Linked DNA regions of Mus musculus: all the other regions are linked to region 1. Evidence: chromatin loops called from intact Hi-C (ENCODE). Cell type or tissue: left cerebral cortex. All regions are shown on one strand. Each heading gives the region's core, and the rest is flanking DNA. Links, peaks and the distances in the headings are about the cores only. Region 1 has its middle 8.9 kb from the start of Gm39352. Region 2 has its middle 13 kb from the start of Paqr5. Region 3 overlaps Itga11 (integrin alpha 11).

Region 1 (6,459 bases), core at 600-5,599:
CACATGCATACACAAATGCACATACATACACACATACATATATGCACACATATACACATACACACATACATAGACAAAAATACACACATACATACACACATATGCACATATACATACATATATACATATACAATACACACATACATATGCACATACATACTTATACACATACACACATATACATATGCACATATATATGCATCCACATACATGTATATATACACATACATATGCACACACATACACATGCATATACACATACACATACACACATATGCACATACATACATATACATACACACATATGCACATACATACACATAAACATACACACATATGCACATACAGACACACACACACACACACACACACACACACACATTTTAATGATGGCTACGTGAGTAAGATTTGTCGAAGTCACTTCTGAGGCCCTGACACTACTGTAAACCCCACCCACATCCTAGCTCCCCCTCCTCTTCTCACTCAGCAGGGCGCTGAGGTGGCTGAGGGCACTGCTTGGTTTCAATGTGCAGAGCACAGTGCCAAGGTGCTGTTGTCAGCAGCTTCCTGCAGCAGTGGAGGAAGATGCAGAAAGGGCTGCAAGAATTCATTAGCACCAATTAACACAGGGAGGCTTCCTCCTGCTCACTCCTCGAGCTGCCTCTCTGCCATCTGAGGGCTAGGACCACATGGCATGGGAAACAGCCAGACATAGAGGGGAGGGGACCTGGGGGACATCAGCCAAGGCTGTGTTCCAGCAGGGCCCAAGCAGTTTGCTGCTAGCTCGGCTGGAAGGTTCCAGAAAGTGAGAACAGACATGGGGCATCTAGCAGGCTGGGTTCCTCAGGGCTCTGGACAAGTGTTTTTCTCGGTCAGTGCTCTGAAGAGAGCATTCGATCCCAAGAGTTGAGCTGTCCCCTTTCCACACAAAGGATCCTGGAGTAGGTTTCCAGTCCCCTACACTGCTAACTTAATCACTCGTGGTCCTTGTTGAAAGAAATAGTGCCGAGGCCACCTAGCGTGGTGGAGCCCACCATTAATCCCAGCACTTGGGAGGCAGAGGCGGGAGGGTCTCTGAGTTCAAGGCCAGCCTAGTCTATATGGCAAGCCAGGGAAGCCAGGACTAAATAGAGAGACAGCGTCTCAAATAAAATCAACAAATCAAACAAACCAAAAGTAAAAAGTAAAAATTCAGAAAGAGAGGGCTGGGAAGATGGCTCAGAGGGCGAAGCACTGGCCACACACATTTGAGGACCAGGGTTCCGTTTCCCAGCCCCCGTGTAAAAGCTGGATAGGAATGGTAACTGGCCTACAATCCTAATGCGCTGGAGGTGGAGGGGGGACCCCCAAAGCAGGCTAGGATAGGCAAATCCACTAGCCATACGTCCAGTGAGAGCAGGGGAGCAGTGCATCTTACTCCTTGGTCATTCTCACTACGTGTGTGCCAGTCCTGTGACTGGGTCTCAGAGAACCAGCCTTTGGGCTCCTGGGTTTTCTCTGGTGCTTTTCCTGCCTGATTTGTTTATCTCTGTTCTAGTTTGTGCCATTCCGTCCCTATTCCTCTGACTTTAGTCAGTACCTCACTTTGTAGTAGCTTAGGGTTGCAGAGAGAGAGGCTGCGGATGCAGGCCCGGATGGCCGTGAGTGCCTCTCTCTCTGAGGACAGGGCCTGCTGGATCCTGCAAGTCTTACTATTCTATGCTTTTGTTTTGTTTCCAGAATTTTACTCCCTCCCCCGCCCCATTTCACTAGTGATTTTTTTTCATTAACACATCGGTTATGTAAGAACGCATTGTTTAAATTTCCATATATTTGTGAATTCTCCTGTTTTTTCTTATGTTGTTTTTTTGTTCTAGTTCATTGTGGTAAAAAAGACATGTGCTTTTGGATGGTTTCAATTGTTAAAATGTCCCGAGCTTTGTCTTGCTGCCTAGCACACGGCCTGCGCTGGAGACTGCCTGTGTGTGCATGGGGAGGAGCTGGACTTCTGGTTTATCGTCTGTTTGCTGTTGCCGTAACAGAATACTACAGACTGGGTAGTTTATGAACAGAAAAGGTTTATCTGGCTCAGAAATTGGAGCACTGAGAAGTTCAGAGCCTGGTGGTATCTGGTGAGGGCCATACCAGTCACAAAGCACTGCAGGACATCACCCAGTGAGAGGACCTTCATGTCCTAATTCAGAGCTCCGTTCCTTTTTTTATATAGCCACGTCCATTCAACCGTCGGACAAATGCTCCCTCTGGCTATAGGACTCCATTAACTTTATCTTCCCCCAAAGGTCCCACCTCCACGAGTTACAGTCAAATTGGTTTCTCTCCTCTTAATTTATTAATTAATTAATACCTCACAATGGAGATAAAATTTCGTTGATGGAACGCTTACCACGAGTTGAGTTGCTGTTGAGTGAGTGCTGTTTAGACCTCTGTCTCTGTACTGACCTTCCATTTAGCTGGTCCATGTGCTATTGATGATGAGACATCACTATTCTTAACTATTGTAGATATGTCTTGGGTTTTTGTCAATATTTACCTATATTGGGGGGGGGGTCCGCTGTCCTGCATTTATACGGTCATTAAATCTTCTGATAGATTGACCTTTTATCAAGATAGAGCAGTCTCTCTTGTCTCTGTAATAATTTTAAATTTAATGCCATTTACAAATATCGGTTATTATTTGTGAGGAATACTTTTATTTATCTTTTTATTGTATCCTTCTTGTGTCTGTAGCAGGCTTCAGTGTACACTTACCAGGTAATCAAATAAAAACACGGGCTGTTTCGTTATATTTGAATTTCAAAGACGGGAACAGTGAGCAATTGTTTTAGTGCAAGAACTTTCCATACAACAGGTGTGGTTCAGTTATGTTAGAATTTTTACAGTCTAACTTCTCTGTCTCAACATCTCAGTTGATTCCCCCGCTTCCAGATCTACAGTCCTTGAAGCTGTGCTAGCCTAGCTCTTGTGCTGGTGACCGGTGCCGCCAAATCCAGAAGAATGTGGCCGGTGCGCCCTCTGGTGGACATATCTTGGAACTACAACTCCAGAGTCGGAAAGCCTTGTGCAGAGCACGGATTGATGTCCCACTATTGCTGTTTTCCATGAGAACCTGAAAGGTCCCTGCAGATACTGCAAACCGAGGGAAAGAACCAGACAGAAGGGCTTAGGAGCATCTCCCCACATGCAGACCTTGCATCTTCACACATGAGCATGCGGGGATTTGGCAGGCCAGTAGCTGGTCTTGAATCCGCTGGCGCTCTCCAAATTACCCATACACTGCTGGGGTCTCTGAAGATTCTGTAAGAAAGCTCTAGAATTTTCAAAGCAAAAAACTTCAAGGTTTCTAATTCTGGAACCAGGCTGTGGCTCTTCCTGCAACTGGGCAAATCTGCTGCAAGGATATTTTTTTCCCCTGAAGCAGGCACTCTGTACAAAGCCCGCTCAGTCGGTGTTTATCTAACAAAACTGAAGATGACAGACAGGGTAGGGAAGAAGAGTACATTACTAAGTGGCAGAAGGGGCCATGTCCCCATGGGTCACCTCAGCAACAGAGGCTTGGGGGAATGAGAGCTGCCTCTTCTAGTATTCTGATGGCTTTATAATAAACAGGCAGGTTTCCCTCAGCTGAGCCCACTCCTTCTCTAGGTCCCTCTGGTTGCTCATGTGGGAAATCCACCTGCCTCCAGAGCCTTCTCTGGCCCCGTAGAGGTGGGAGCTGCAGAAGATGGGGTACCAGCTGTCCTCCACCAACACCTTTATTGCTCAGTGGGCAGGTTGGATCGTGACACTCTCACCCCGCCCCCTGCAGGCCAGGGGAGGAGATCGCAGGCCTGAAGTCACCAGGAGTGAGTCACCTGATGGAGTCTGCCCTGTGTCTGCGTGCCAGGTCCTGGGCAGAGCTGACATTCTGTTTGGTGGGTAGCTTCCTTCCCCACAGTGCTCGAAGGTTGTTCTGATAGCAGAGGAGGGCGCAGGGCTGGCCGCAGGCCTTTCTGTCACTGACAGGGACTGAGGCCGGAGAATCAGGCAGATGGCCGAGGGTGATTGGTCTGTGCTGTGGAGCTGAAGCCAATGCGGGCAGCAGAGCTCCTTTGGCACAGGCACACAGTTCTGCCCTGGTACCCACAACAGTGTCACTGGACCTTCTGGAGACAGGGTCTTTGGAGATGGTGTCGTTGGTTGGCCTTAGGCCTGGGGAGAGAGTGGACGCCCTTGCAGAGGAAGGGAGGGCCAGCTGAGCCTGCTCTAGACTGGATGGTGTAGAAAACGCTGCCCACTGTTCAGATCCTCTGCCCGCCAGTGGGGTGGGCCTGGGAGTCTCCATTGGACACTCAACTCTTGTCACTGGGGTGTGGGGTGTGGCAGTTTGGAGTCAGGCCTGGCTTTCGGTCCCAGCCCTGCCGTTTACTGGCTGGCATCTGATTTCAACAAGGATATTTTGGTTAACCAAATTTGTTTTCTATAGGTTGAAAGTTTGTCTGCTTATCGTAGAAAATGTGGTAAAATTCGGAAAAACCACAAAGGAACAAAACAAAAACAAACAAACAAACAAAAAAGACAAAAACACCAAAGCCTGGAAATGAGAGCGAGTTGAGGTTTCCTTCTACAACTTGTTTTTTAAGGTTTTTTGGTAAGGTTTTATTGTTCATTTCTTGGGGGTGTGGATCCTGCAAGAACTCACATCTTGGAGGTCAGAGGTCAACTCCTTGCATTCTGTGGTTTCCATCCCAGACGCCTCCCCAGGCTTGGCTGAAAGCGCCTGTCTGGTGAACCAACTGGACAGTGGCTTTGTTACAGTTGTCAGGGTTGAAATCAATACTGTGTGATATAAGGATGCAACATTGTAGATGCATCCTCCACTCACTACAGGTTTTTGTTTTTTTCCAAATCTCTCTTGTTTGTTAAGACAAGATGGCAGGCCATCTTCAAAGTCACCGTTTAAGCAAGGATGACCCTGAACAGAGCTATGCACCACCATGCCCACCTCAGACTCTTCTTTTTGGGGGTTCATAATATTCTTTTCTCTAAGCAGCTATAATAACCCTCAATGTTGCCCTGTTGTTAAATAAGTTGTTTCAGTTTTGGCAACTACAAACACTGCCCCATGTTCATCTCTGCACATAGATATTCTGTTCTGTTCTGTTCTGTTTTTTTGTTTGTTTGTTTTTTGTTTTGTTTTGTTTTGTTTTGACAGGGTTTCTCTGTGTAGCCCTGGCTGTCCAAGACTGGCTGTGTAGACCAGGCTGGCCTCCAACTCAGAGTTTTGCCTGCCTCTGCCTCCCAAGTGCTGAGATTAAAGGTGTGTGCCATCACACCTGCCTCTGTTTATTTCTTTAGGATATGTTGCAAACATTGAAACTACTGAGTAAAAGGAGTTTGTTTGTTTGTTTGTTTGTATACTTGAGACAGGACAAGACATGTCTTAGGGTTTTATTGCTATAAAGAGACACCATGACCAAGGCAGCTCTTATAAAGAACCACATCTAATTGGGGCTGGCTTACAGGTTCAGTCCATTATGGTCATGGTGGGAAACATGGCAGTGTGCAGGCAGGCATGGTGATGGAGAAGGAGCTGAGAGTTCTACATCTCGATCCGAAGGCAGCAGAAGGAAACCATGTGACTTCAACTAGCTTGAGCTCATATAACCCCAAAGCCTCCCTCCCAGTGACACAACTCCTCCAACGAGGTCACACCTTCTAATAGTGCCACTTCCTATGACCAAGCATTCAAAATGTCTGTGGGAGCCATACCTACTCAAACTATCACACAGCGTCTCACTCTATAGCCCCGGTTAGCCTAGAACTCACTGCTTAGACCAGGCTGACCACCAATTCACAAGGATCCACTTGCCTCCTCCTCTGCTGGGATTAAAGGTGTGTGCCCCTATACCTGGTGGGAGAGAGTACTTTCTTAGGGTGGAAAATTTTAAGTTACTGTCCAGTTTACCAGTTCACACCCCAGTGTTTTCACAGACGTACCCCCAGAGTTGGACGTGAGGATGTTGCCGGTACCCATCCTTCTTTGACCTGCCATACACCTGAGACTCTTGGTTTCCAGCTGGGTTCTGGTCATTTTCAGGCCTCACTGGCACCTCCAGCTCTCCTGGATATTGGACGACTGGAAGAAGGGTGGGAGGGTGGGCCACCAACGGATCCACGGTGTCCCCTTCCTCAGGCCAGGGTGGAGTCTGCCTAGGTTTTATAAAGAAATTGGAGTTGAGATGTTGAGAACACAGAGCTGCTTTCTAGGTCCCAGACAGGGCTGCTCTTCAGATATTCAGTCTCTGTCAGCTTCTGGAACCTTCTGGTTGGAACTGCAATAGGAGGTAACTGGGGTGGTGCCTCCGCAGAGGCACCCTAACAGCCACAGGCTCTCTGGGCAGCATCCTCTATCTAATTCCCAGTAAGTATTTCCCACCTCCTGGGGTTTTGCTCAGAGACACTGGGTTCCTTTCTACATCT
Region 2 (6,459 bases), core at 873-5,872, 510 kb before region 1:
AGTGTCCTCTCTAGTCAGGACTTTGTGCCTGGATTGCTTCTCATAAGGAAAGAGGCCTATGTGGAAGTAAAAAAATAAATATGTGTGTTTATGTATTTCTGTTTCTATCTATACCTGGTCTAATCCGGAACAAGTCTATTTCGAGGTTCTTGGCTAATGTTCAAAGAAGGACTCTGGCTCCCCCGTGAACCTGGGGTTTGTGTGGGACCCATCCTACCCTGAAGTGAAGTTGTGATCATTCAGAGCAGATATTTTGTCCATGTGCTGACTAGTTTTATGTCAACTTGACACAAGTTAGAGTAATTTTGGAACACAGAGCAGCAACTGAGAAAATGCCCCCTATCTGATGGGCCTGTGAGCAAGCCTGCGGTGCATTTTCCTGATCCTGGAGGATCCTTGAGGGCCCAGGGCAGTGCAAGCGGTACCTTCCTGAGGGCTGGTGGTTCTGGGTTCTGTAAGAAAGCAGCTAGCACACAACAAGGAACAAGCCAGTAAGCAGCACTCTTCCACGGCCTCAGCATCAGCTCCTGCTTCCAGGTCCCTGCCCTGAGCTCCTGCCCTGACTTCCTACTCATCTGCGTGATCAGGATGTATAAGCTGACATAAACCTCCAAGTTGCTTTTGGTTATGTTGGTCACAGCAATAGAAACCCTAATTAAGGCAGCCCACCATTTTGTTGTTGTTGTGTGCAGGGGTGTCCTCACCTGTGTATCTGGTATAAGAACTTATCCACGTGTGTACTTGTTGGATGCCTTCTATTGCCCTCCGTCTTTTGTGGGGAGGGTCTCTCACTGAACCTGGAGCTCACTCATTGGCTAGACTGGCTGGCCAGTGAACCTGCAGGAGCCTCCTGTCTCTGCCTCCTAGCCATGATTACAGTCATGTGCTAACATGGCCAACTATTTTTATGGGTTCTGATGATCCAAAATCAGGTCTTCATGCTTATGGGGCAAACATTTTACCCATTAAGCCATCTCTCTAGCCACTGACCTCAAATTCTTGATCCTCCTGCCTCAGCCTCCTGAATGTGGTATTCCAGACTTATATCTACATGCTTGGTAGATCCACTTTTCTTCTGGCACTGAGTACTTCCTCTGAAATCTTATAACCTGTTTCCGAGTACTCCTGGTCTACTTCTGGGTACCACTGCTGAGTACTCCTGGTCTACTTCTGGGTACCACTGCTGAGTACTCCTGGTCTACTTCTGGGTACCACTGCTGAGTACCCCTGGTCTACTTCTGGGTACTGCTTATAAGTACTCCTGGCCTACTTCTGGGTACCACTGCTGAGTACTCCTGGCCTACTTCTGGGTACTACTGCTGAGTACTCCTGGCCTACTTCTGGGTACTACTGCTGAGTACTCCTGGCCTACTTCTGGGTACTACTGCTGAGTACTCCTGGTCCACTTCCTACACTGGAATCCACTGAACCAGGAGTGTGGAGACCTAGAAGCATTATAAGATGCTAAGATCCTACAAGAGTGAATGGCCAGTCTGAGGTTACTCCATGACTCACCGCCTCTGCTGGCTGCATCAGCTACCTCCTGTCCTAAGGAGAATTTCCCTCCTCAAGAAGATTCACAACATGGGACCAGGTAGATGGTTCAGTAAGTAGTACTGAAAATCAATGTTGCACATTGATCCCCAGAATCAAAGTAAAAGTATGTGTGCGTGCATGTGTGTGTGTATGTACGTATGTGTGTGTGTACTTAAGGCAGGGTCTTATATAGCCCAGGATGGCCTTGAATGAATGCCCTGTATAGCTATAGATGACTTTGAATTTATGATTCTCCTGCTTCTGTCTCGCACATTCAGGTATTTAGGATGCAGCATCAAGCCTCATTTGTGTAGTGCTGGGGATGGAACCTACGGCTTTGTGGATGCTAGATAGCCATTCTACCAACAGAGCTACATCCTCAGCCCAAGGATCTTAATGTAGGGTTGCTGGAAAAGTTATATTGGATTCCAGGGTAGAATCAGAAGTGACCAGGCAGGATTAGAGTCAGAGCAATCGATCTAGCGACAAGTGGGGGTTAGATAGATGTAGTCAGGCCCTAAGGGTGTCTCTTAGAGCTTGAGAGGCCAGCCAGTGGTGTCTCTCCAGAGCTTTGAAAGGACTCAATTCTGTAGGCATCTGAGTTGAGCATAGTGAAGCCGATTCTAGGCTTCTGAGCCTCAGGACAAGAAAAGAATGAATTCATATTATTTTAGGTCACTATATTTGTGGCAATTTGTGATACCCACTGATATCAAGATAAGCAGGCCTTTACCTGGAAAGGCTCTTTGGAGACCCTGGCAGAGTCCCCTTGAGGGAAGTGAAAACTACATGCTGGCCTCTAAGTACAAAGGTTTTTATTTAGTAGGTGTGAGCTGGCAGGGAAGCTGTTCTTCTAACAGGCCCCTGAGATGCTGAGGCCCTGCGGCCACCACAACAAACCGTGTTGGGCTTCCAACTCCCCCACACTCACAGCTGTCTCCCAGTCCTGTTCACACACAGACTCGGGAGTTAACTTGTTAAATTGCAGGTTCACATGTTCACTGCCTAGCTCCTCTCAGAGAATGACAGGTCCCTGGAAGCAGGACCTTGGCTTTGGTAGGGTCCCCAGGTCTGAAACGGAGTCTCACCACATACAGCCAGTGAGCACCTGCAGCCACATTGACGAGTGAATCCTAGGTGCCGTTCCTGATGCCACAGACATGAATAAGCTCCCACGGGGGTGGAATGAGGTTGAGAAGAAAGGGGGATGAAAGGAGTCCTCGAGTCTTTCATCAGAAAAGGGCTGCAAAGGTGGAGGGGGAGAGCTTAGAGACAGCCCGGCTGCCAGAGCGCTGAAGACAGTCGTGGCCCCTGGAAAGTGGCAAGGAGGGAATCCTAAACACGGAAAGCCCTGGACAGGGCCCCGGGATGACAAGTTCTAGGTGGCAGACTGAATGATATCGGGTTGTAAAGACTCAGCTATGTAATTTTCCCTCTCTTGAGACACTGCAATAATTTACGAAACTAATGTGGGTATGTTTGAAAATATTTATGTCAAATCTGAAAAAGTGTAAAGAAACTGAAACTTGAGCTGAGCGTGGTGACACGTGCCTTTAATTCCAGCATTTGGGAGGCAGAGGCAGGAGGATTGTAGTGAAGCCAGACTGGTCTCCATAGTGATTTCCAGGCTAGCCAGGGCTGCCTTTAAAAAAAAAAAATCTTGGAGAGGCATTGGCTTGTTCTGCGTCTCCACGGAATGAGGTGTCTGCGGCAAGACGCTGGAAAGAACTTCCCTCTGCTCCGCCATAGGAAAGAAGGAGGAAAAAGAGCTGATCAGTTGATGAGGAGAGCAAGGAAGCACCCTCGTTTCTGTGCTTCCCCCAGCATCCTCCGAGTGACGCCTCCGTTCTCCCACTTAGCTCCGCTGAGCCTCCACTGCCCTGCAGGTGGCGCCCTCGTGACGGCTCACACAGTCGCTCTGCTACTGCGTTTTCCAGGGCTCCAAACTCTCCAGCCTTCAGCTCCAGATTGACTCAGAAACCTCTGGCCTGATTTGAAGCGGTCTTCCAACTCCACTCCGTTGAGTTAGGACCCTGCCCTCAGCACTTTTGCTAGGGTGAGACAGATCAAATCCAGAACTGACCCGCAGAGTAGAGACCACCCCCAACTCCCAAGCTCTTGCTTTCCCTTCCACCCTAAAACAATTCAAAACACAGCAGTCCCTCTTCTTTAGACTGTTAGATCAAGAAGCAGGCAAATGCTAATGGTTACTGCTACACTGAAGACACATGTGACCAGGAATTAGGGAAAGTATCTTAGAGGCGACAGGGCAGCTCACTGTTACAACTGCAGTTATTTCATTTATATAAAATATTTGCTAAATTTTAACCAATTTCTAAAAGTTAAATTGGGAAGCTCAGATTTAAATATTTTTTTATTTCAAGTTTTGACATTTACTACAGATAATTAGAATTTTTTCCATTTCCATCCAACAGATACTTATTATTTATTTACTTTGTTTGTTTGTTTGATTGAGACAAAGTTTGTCTGTGTACTCCTGGCTGGCCTGGAACTTGCTCTGTAAACAACTCAGAGATCTGCCTGCCTTTGCCTCCTGAATGCTGTGATTAAAGGCATGCACCACCACATCTGGCTAAGATATGCTTCAATAACTCAGGAAAAAAATCATTTCCACATACCATTTCTAAAGAATTTTTACACCTGATTTAATTTCCATGATGAAAGTGCATTTAAATGTTCTATTCTGAGTATAGCAAATTTTATTTTTTTTAAATATGTATATACATCTGGGGTGAGTGTGTGCGTGGGCGTATGCCTGTGGAGGTGGGAGGGCAACTCTTAGGAATTAGCTATCTTCTTCCACTGTGTAGAGACAGGCTCTCTCTTATTTCCACTGTAGAGTAGCCCAGACCAGGTGGCCAGTCAGCTTCCAGGCAGTCTTCCTGTTTCCACCCCCACCTCACTGTGGGTGCTGGGATTATAGATGGACACTACCACATCTAGCCTTTTCTTTTTAATCACTTATTTTGTGTGTATGAGCTTTTCAGCTGCATGTATGATCTGAACACCACTCATGTGCCTGGTGTCCAAGGAGGTTAGAAGAGGGCATCAGATGCCCTGGATCTGGCCTTACAGGTGGTTTGGGTACCAAACATGGGTCCTCTGAGAGCAGCTAGCGTTCTTAATCATGGAGTCATCTCTTCAGCCCTGCACCTTGTTGGTGAATTTGATTTTAGCTGTTTTATTGGGTTCTTATAAACCCTTCCTCTGTTCCAATGTTTACTCCACCCCATCCCTTCCAATCTCCCAACAAGAGAGAGAGAAGGTTAGAGAGAGAGGGAATGTAGACCTCTTTTGATTGCTTCCTCAATTAGGGACATTGAGTTCCTTAGGGCAAGCTCAAATCTTCTCATCACACTGCATCAAGAACAACTGGGAGCAGCAACAGCAGCAACCCCAGGCCCTCTCAGGCTCTCCCATTTATACTATCTTCGGATTCCCACCCCCCTCGCCACCCCCACCCCCTGATTAAACTATCTGCAGCTGGCAAAATCAGCTCCTGCTAGTGCACGAGGCAAATCATAAATACCCGCCGAGAAGCAGCCTCTTATCCCACACCTGGGATTGAAACAAAAACATCCACATAACTTGATTTTTAAAGAAACCAAAAATTATCACAGCAGCACCTACCTTTCATTTTTAATGGGTTCTAGGGATGAAATGTAGGTTGTCAGGCTTGCTTGCCAAACACTTTTACCAGCTGAACTATCTCGTTGGCCTCACAAATAAGTATTTTCTGACTCTTTGGATCACTGAAAATGAGTACAAATAGAGATCACGAGGGAAGGGCAATTATGAAAGTCCAGGGACCGAAGCAGAGGTCATGGAGAACTGTTGTTTACTGCTTGTTCCTCTGGCCTTCTCTCTTATCAGCCCAAGACCACTGACCTAGGAATAGAACCACCCACAGTGGGCAGTTGGGCCTTCCCACATCAAGTAGCAGTCAAGGTCACTTTGATCTGGACAGTTCCCCAGGTGAAAGTCCTACTTCCCAGATGACTCTAGGTTTATGAAGTTCACTGCTGAGGCTAAGCATGACAAACATACATGCTAGCCTCCCTGAGCTGAATTAACACCCAGCATGGAACACTTTATAACCACGCTCAGAATGTTTCAAGAATCCAATAAACTAGAGCCACTATATTGCTTATTTCTACTGAAATTGTATGTCCTTAAAACAATCATTTACATTTGTGTGTACGTGTGCGTGTGTTTGTGTTTGTGCACGAAGAGGTCAGAGGACAACTTGTGGAATTCAGTTTTCTCCTTACACCACGTGAGTTTCAAGGGTCCAGCTCAGGTCCTCCGTCCTGGCTAGAAGTACTTCTTTCTGCTGAGCCATCTCACCAGCCCAAATGTGTATCTTTTGGTCAACATCAGCCCATCTACCTAGCCCTTGGCAACCACCCTGCTAATTTCAACATCTACATTCGAAAGCAACTTTCTTAGATCACACAGATGAGGGAGCTCAGGTGGTAGCTACCTTTTGTTGCTCTGATTTCTTTCATGTGGCATAATGACCTCCTGGGCCACTTAAGCTTCAACACTGTTGCCACTGGATAAACAGTGGAATTTTATCCTGTTTGGTTCTTTGTAATGGTTAAATAAAATGGTGTACATGGATTGTGTCTTTTTAAAATATTGACTGATTGATTGATTGATTGATTTTTGAGACAGGCATTTCAAAGAGCCCAAAACAGCCTTGAACTTCTTAGGCCTTCTATCTCATTTCCTCAATCCTAGGACTATAGGCCTGCGTCCATGCTGGTTTGTGCTGAGCTGGAGGTGAAGCGGGGCTTTGTGCACTCTTGGCAGGCCCCCTAGCAGCTGAGTGTCATTCCCAGTGTAGCGCTACTTTTTCTTTCTCTGTTGATGGACACATAGGTTGAGTCCATGTCTTGG
Region 3 (6,459 bases), core at 747-5,746, 230 kb after region 1:
GTCTCTAAGCCAAGAGCCAAGGGATGTGGTTAGAGTGCCTCCCCATTCCAGGGGCCTCTCTCTTGGCCAAGTGTCTATCAATAAGAGTTGATTAAGGAGTGGCCATCAGTGAGATGGTCCATGGTGTAAAGGACTGTGCCACCAAGATGGCCACTTGAGTTCCATCCCTGGTTCTCTCTCTCTCTCTCTCTCTCTCTCTCTCTCTCTCAGGGGGAGTGGGGGTGTGCATGTGTGTCTATCTCTGTCTCTGTCTCTGTCTCTTTCTCTGTCTTGGTTTGTCTCTCTCACACATACAAACATTTTTAAAATGTAACTTAAAAATAGCTTATTGATCTGGAGTTGGAAAGAGGGGTTAACAGGAGTCTTAAGAGGGCAAGAGAGGAGCCGGGCGGTGGTGGCTCACACCTTTAATCCCAGCACTTGGGAGGCAGAGGTAGGCGGATTTCTGAGTTCGAGGCCAGCCTGGTCTACAAAGTAAGTTCCAGGACAGCCAGGGCTATACAGAGAAACCCTGTCTTGGAAAAAAAAAAAAAAAAAAAAAAAAAAAAAAAAAAAAAAAAAAAAGAGGGCAAGAAGAGAGGAGGCTGGAGAGATGGCTCGGTGATTAAGAGCTCCGACTGCTCTTCCAGAGGTCCTGAGTTCAATTCCCAGCAACCACATGGTGACTCACAACCATCTGTAATGGGATCTGATGCCCTCTTCTGGTGTGTCTGAAGACAGCTATAATTGTACTCGTGTACATAAAATAAATAAATAAATCTTTAAAAAAAAAAACTAAAAAGAGGGCAGGAGAGGGTAATGAATATGACCCAAATATAATATACACATGCATGTACAGGTCACAATGAGACCCAATGTAATGTATAGATAATATATGCTTAGTGAAAAACATTTTTTGAGACAGGGTCTCACTGGATAGCTCAAGCTGTCCTGGAACTCACTCTATAGACCAGGCTGGCCTCGAACTCACAGAGATCTGCCTGCCTCTGCCTTCAGAGTGCTGGTATTAAAAAGTGTGCACCACCACTGCCCAGTATAAAAAAAAACACTTAAAAAATAATTTATTAAGCGAAATGTGATACATGGAGTCCTGGGTCCGATCCCTAACACCACATAAACAGTATGTACTGGGTAGGCTCAGCCAGGAGGATCAGCTGGACAAAACAGGCATAGCCTGTGCATGGGGGAGGGGGAGGGAGAGAAAAAGAAACGTTTTGAATTCCTACGTGTGCCCAGCAGCTTTGTTCAGTGAGTCAGCTCTCATTTCTCCAAACAAACATGAAGCACTTAAAATTTTTTCACATGCATTCTTGTGTGTGTGTGTGTGTGTGTGTGTGTGTGTGTGTGTGCAGGTGCTATGGCAGCCATGTGGAGGTCAGAGGTCAACTTGCAGGAGTTACTTCTTCCATCATCTGAGTTCTCAGGGTTCAAACTCAGGTCATCAGACTTGGTGGCATCCGGGTTACAAGTACCTTTGCCCACTGAGCAATCCTGGCAGCCCCACACAGTATTTTGAAACCTGCTGCACTTCACCCATGATTTGGGTAGAGTTGGGAGGGCACAAGACTACCTCAAAAATAATTTTACCTTAATAAAGTTCAGATGCTCCAAGATGAAGATTTATGCACTTTTCCATCTGTCTCTGCCACTTTTTCCAAACACTCCAAAACAAGTTGTTTTTCCTGACATGTTACCCTGGCTCTGGCCACCAGGGCAGTAGAAACAGAATTGATGGCAGGTGTGTGTGTGTGTGTGAGAGAGAGAGGTTGGAATTGTCTTGATCCTGAATATGACACTTGCTCTGGGTATGTGCATGTGTGTACACATGATTGATTGATTGATTGATTGGGACACTCTCCGGAAGTTTGATTGCCTGCAATACTTTTCTCTATCTATTGTGACTTACTGCACTGTCATTTAGTTATCGTTTAGCTTGTTTATATGGTGATTTCCAAGTCCTCAGTGTTGAGTGGAGGTTCTGATCCTGGGACACTGGTCGTTATACACAACTTCAAATCTGGCCTCCTTGCTTTGTATTCTCGGTGTCCCTCGTGTCCCCACATACCTCTATCCTTGTCCCAGCCATCTGCTTCCCAGATGGTCCAGCCTCGGGTCGGCTTCCCTTTCCCAGTTGGTCCAGCCTCAGGCCTGTCTGATGGCCCAAGCTCACATTCTAGGCCACTGGCCTCCAGCCCCCGCCCATCCCGACAACTCTCTTCCAGAATCACAGCAACTCCGACGTGGTCTCCATCATCTGCAACCTGAGGCTGGCCCCCAGCCAGGAGACCAGCTTCTACCTGGTGGGAAACCTGTGGCTGACATCTCTGAAAGCAGTAAGTTAGACCCTCAGCAGGACTGGAAGGAAGGGAGGAGGTGGCTGTGGGGGGAGTCTCCAACCTGGGGCTGCCTGAGAGGGAACAGAGGCTCCCAGAGCCGGCTCTGAAGAAGGCCCTGGTCTTACAGCTCAAGTACAGGTCTCTGAAGATCACAGTCAACGCCGCCTTGCAGAGGCAGTTCCACAGCCCCTTCATCTTCCGAGAGGAAGACCCTAGCCGCCAGGTGAGCTCCAGGGAGTCCAAAACCGGGAGGGGGGGAATGGGGGGGGACGACAGGTGTAGCATTCAGGAAATGCTAGGATGTAATCCTAGCATTCAGGAAATGAAGACAAATCCTTGGTCTTTTTCACTAGCTAGCCTAGCTCCAGGTCAGTGAAAGACTATCAAAAGAAAAAAAAAAAAAGCACTCGTGCAAACACACACACATACATATACACACCACACACACACACACACACGCAGAGCAGACTGGCAAGAGACCAGACTCAAGCATTGGCGTGGTACCTCAGCGTGCTAGGCTCTGTGCTGTGGGAAAAAATAAAGAGACGCCTGTGTGTCTCACAGAGTTTCACACAGAGGATACTGAGACCACACACCCACACCCATGAACCTAAAGGGTGGCTCCCTGATTGGCTGCCCCACAGTGAAGTTGTCTTGGGCTTGCTGGTGGAGCCTGAACTTGCATCCCTCCCTTGCCTAGAGACTCAGCTCTAAAGGAGTGCAAGCAGCAATGGGTGTGGTAAGGGTGAGGGCAGGATTTAGAGGGCTCCGTGCTGGGCTCTTTTTTAACTAGACAAAACCACATAGGCCAGCATTACCTTGACTTCCAGACAGAGAAAAAGAGGTGAGGCTTTGAGAGATAGCTACTGTCCTAAACAAGTCGGGTCTTAGAGAACAATTAGGGCTTGTGTAAACGGGGCAGCTGGGAGTAGGGCTTTGCTGCCCCCTACTGTTCATATCTCAGAAGTGCTGGTTGAGCTGTAGGCTCTGGCCACTCACCTATACACCTCAGGAGATGCTGGGTTAAACAAACAGGCATAAAGGAGAAGAGGGGAAAAAGGCAGGCTTGGCAAAGGGACACCATCAGGCTGTTTCGGTAATTGCACCCTTCCAGGCATAGAACATCACGGGTCAAGGCCCAGAAGCAGTTCTCAGGGATTCTCCTAAGAACTGTGGTAACTGAGGGTTAGCCCCACATCCTGGTGGTCTGTCCCACCCTGGGGCCCCAGCCTAAGCCTTGAATCTCCTGACACCTCTGCCCCTCTGAGGGAAAGGGCACCAGCTACCTCCTTTCAACCATGTGTTTCTTCATTCTGCATGGGATGGGGGTCCATCCCTTTCCCCAGCCCCCAGCCTGGGCGGCAGATTCATAAGCAGTTGAACACAGTAGTAACCAAGCATGGGAGAAGTCAGGAAGTGCGGCCATGCTGAGGGAAGCAGATGGACAGAGTGGCCAGGGAGCCGTTTCTGGAGATGGCCCTGGGTAGTAATTCTTCAAAGATGTGTCAAGTGTCAGGAAGCCCCTCCCCCGTTAACCATCCCTCCCCCCCCCCCATGAGTATCTCTGTTTTGTTTAGTTTTCTAGTTTTTGAGACAGGGTTTCTGTATAGCCTTGGCTGTCCCAGAACTCACTCTGTAGACCAGGATGGTCTCAAACTCAGGGATCCTCCTGCCTCTGTCTCCCCAGTGCTGGGAATAAAGGCATGCGCCACCACCACCACCTGGTTATCTCTTAGGTGAACTTTCTTCCTAGCCCAAGATGCCCTCAAAAAAAAAAAAATCCTATTGTACTGAGCGTGTCACTTGTAGTAGGTTATATAGTGCCCAGCATGGCTAGGTCAGTGGGCAAGGAAGGCAGCACAAAGGCCCACCCAGCCTTTGGGGATGAAGCAGAAACCATGGAAGGGTTGAGCCCTGTGCACACGCAAGCAGACCCACCGCACACCTCGAAGGCTTAACCCCTGCCTCTGTCTCAGAGGGAAAGCTGAGACTGTGTGAGGTGAGGCCTGAGTAGTGACCTGCCCAGAGTTGCCTAGGGAGTAATGTGAATGGTCCACCACCCAGCTAGCTGCTGTGGCTGTTTCTGCCTCACTCCATGCTCTGGAGACAGAGCAGGGGGCCAAGCTGAGAAGCCCCACTCAACTCAGGCCACCCCTGGCAGTGTTCTGTTTTGTTTTCTGGCTTCTTTCCCAGAAAGAAATCCGCACTCAAGAGTGAAATTCAGATGGAGTGAACACAGTTTGCTCAGTTGAGTTCCACACAGGGAGGTTGGGGAGCACGTGTAGGTATCTGGGGGAGTCGGTCACTCAAGGGCAGAGAGAACAGCCCCGTGGTAGCACGGAAAGCGGGAGCAGAGTGAGGGGCAGCGGATGCGGTCAGCAAGGCGAGAAGGACCACTGCCCTCCAAATGCCATGAGAAGATGTGATGTTCTGAGCAGGGACCGCCGCTCTGTCATCCGAGGGAAAGTGTTCCTCATACTGCAAGCTGAGGACAGGCGGTGGGGGTGAGACTGAGGTAGGGAGGCTGATGCAGACTCCAGCAAAAGATGACAGGACCAGAGCCAGGAGGCAGGAGGGCTGGCCACGTTCTAGGGGTTTCTGGAGTAGAATGAGATGGTTTGCTGATGGGCGCCATTGGATGTAAAAGGATGGCAAGCTGGCATAAAGAGTGTCACCACGGGCTGCTAAGGAAGCCGTGGTGGAAACAGGTCTGGAGGTGAGGGGGTCACAGTCAGGTGAACAGCTGGATGATCCAGAACCTGGAGTGCAGAGGAAGACAGAAGTGAGAGCGAGGTCGAGAGCATAGTGAAGGCCACCTGGTGGGGCACGTTCACGGGGTCACGAGTGGGTCCCACAGCACCGAGGTCATCCTTCATTTGGAAAGAAAAAAGTCTGAAGAGGAACAGAAATAACCCAGGCTGAACTATGGTTTTTTGTTTGTTTGTTTGTTTTTTGTTTTTTTGTTGTTTGTTTGTTTTGTTTTGTTTTGTTGTTGTTTTTTGTTTTTTGTTTTTTTTGGTTTTTCAAGACAGGGTTTCTCTGTAGCCCTGGCTGTCCTGGACCTCACTTTGTAGACCAGGCTGGCCTCGAACTCAGAAATCTGCCTGCCTCTGCCTCTCAAGTGTTGGGATTAAAGGCGTGTGCCACCACGCCCAGCTATTTATTTTCTTTTTAAAAAACATTTATTTTATTGTTTAAAAATGTGTGTGTGTGTACACACATGTGGGAAGGTGCTTGCAGAAGTTAGAAGAGGGTATCAGATGCCCTGGAGCTGGAGATACAAGTGCCTATGACCTGCCCAAAGCGGGTCCTAGGCAGTACGCACACCATCTCTCCAGCCTCCTGTCTCCTTTTCTTTCTCTCTCTCCTCTCTCCTCACCCCTCTATCCTCTACCCTCTCCTCTTTCTCTCTCTCATCTCTCTCTCATCTCTCTCTCATCTCTCTCTCATCTCTCTCTCTCTCTCTCTCTCTCTCTCATCTCTCTCTCTCTCCCTTTCTTTCTGAATCAGGTTTTTTTGTAGTCCTAGCTGTCTTGGAATTCACTATATTTTGTTTTGTTTTTGTTTTGTTTTTGAGTCAGTTTCTTTGTAGTCCTGGCTATCCTGGAATTCACTATGTAAACACCACACTGGCCTAGAGCCCACAGATGTACCTGCCTCTACTCCCAAGTGCTGGGGTTAAAGTCATGTACCACTGTGCCCATTTTTTTTCTTCACCTAAGTTTAAAAGCAAGTCGAGGGCTTGGTGTACAGCTCTGGTGGGGGAACGCTTGTCTGGCATACACAAACCCTTGAGTTCAACCCCAGAACCATAGAAATCAAGAGTGTAGATGTCACCCTCTTGTGAAGTGGAGACAGAAGGGTCGGGAATTCGAGGGCTAGGGCTAGGTAGGGCTAGGAAAATGCCTCAGGTGTTTGCCTCACAAGCATGAAGGCTGGGTTCAGTTCCTATAGAGAGCAGCTGCTCATGGTGGTGCACACAGGTAAACCCACAGCTGGGCTTCAGAGATGGGAGACTCCTGGCACTTGCTAGCCTGGGGCTTGCTAGCCAGGCAGTCTAACCACATCAGCCAGCTCCAGGATCAGTGAGAGGCCCGGTCTCAAACACTGTTCTGGTGGAGAG

The links. A loop is a pair of places that touch in the nucleus more often than their neighbours do. Peaks named below come from ENCODE experiments on the same cell type or tissue, not always from the same donor. Only the 100,000 strongest peaks of a DNase experiment are listed, where the experiment ranks them.
Region 2: it touches region 1 in a loop (2.6-fold over the local background); 8 of 42 quality-filtered maps call a loop at or near these places.
Region 3: a loop joins it to region 1, with 4 times the contacts of the local background. A loop is called at or near these places in 15 of 42 quality-filtered maps.

The regions. Positions count from the first base shown.
Region 1 is chr9:62,547,006-62,553,464 of GRCm38, forward strand. No RefSeq gene overlaps it. Among named protein-coding and RNA genes, the nearest start is that of Gm39352, 8.9 kb to the left of the region's middle. In left cerebral cortex, for the core only: CTCF peaks have their summits at 3,022 (motif pointing left) and 3,814 (motif pointing left); DNase peaks (open chromatin) are centred at 3,010 and 3,760; H3K27ac peaks cover 1,245 bases.
Region 2 is chr9:62,036,947-62,043,405 of GRCm38, forward strand. No RefSeq gene overlaps it. Among named protein-coding and RNA genes, the nearest start is that of Paqr5, 13 kb to the left of the region's middle. In left cerebral cortex, for the core only: a CTCF peak has its summit at 3,401 (motif pointing right); a DNase peak (open chromatin) is centred at 3,411; H3K4me3 peaks cover 192 bases.
Region 3 is chr9:62,774,391-62,780,849 of GRCm38, forward strand. Itga11 (integrin alpha 11) reads left to right here. Exons shown (of 30, transcript NM_176922.5): 27 at 2,223-2,333; 28 at 2,464-2,559. Among named protein-coding and RNA genes, the nearest start is that of Fem1b, 34 kb to the right of the region's middle. In left cerebral cortex, for the core only: a CTCF peak has its summit at 3,281 (motif pointing left); DNase peaks (open chromatin) are centred at 3,280 and 4,602.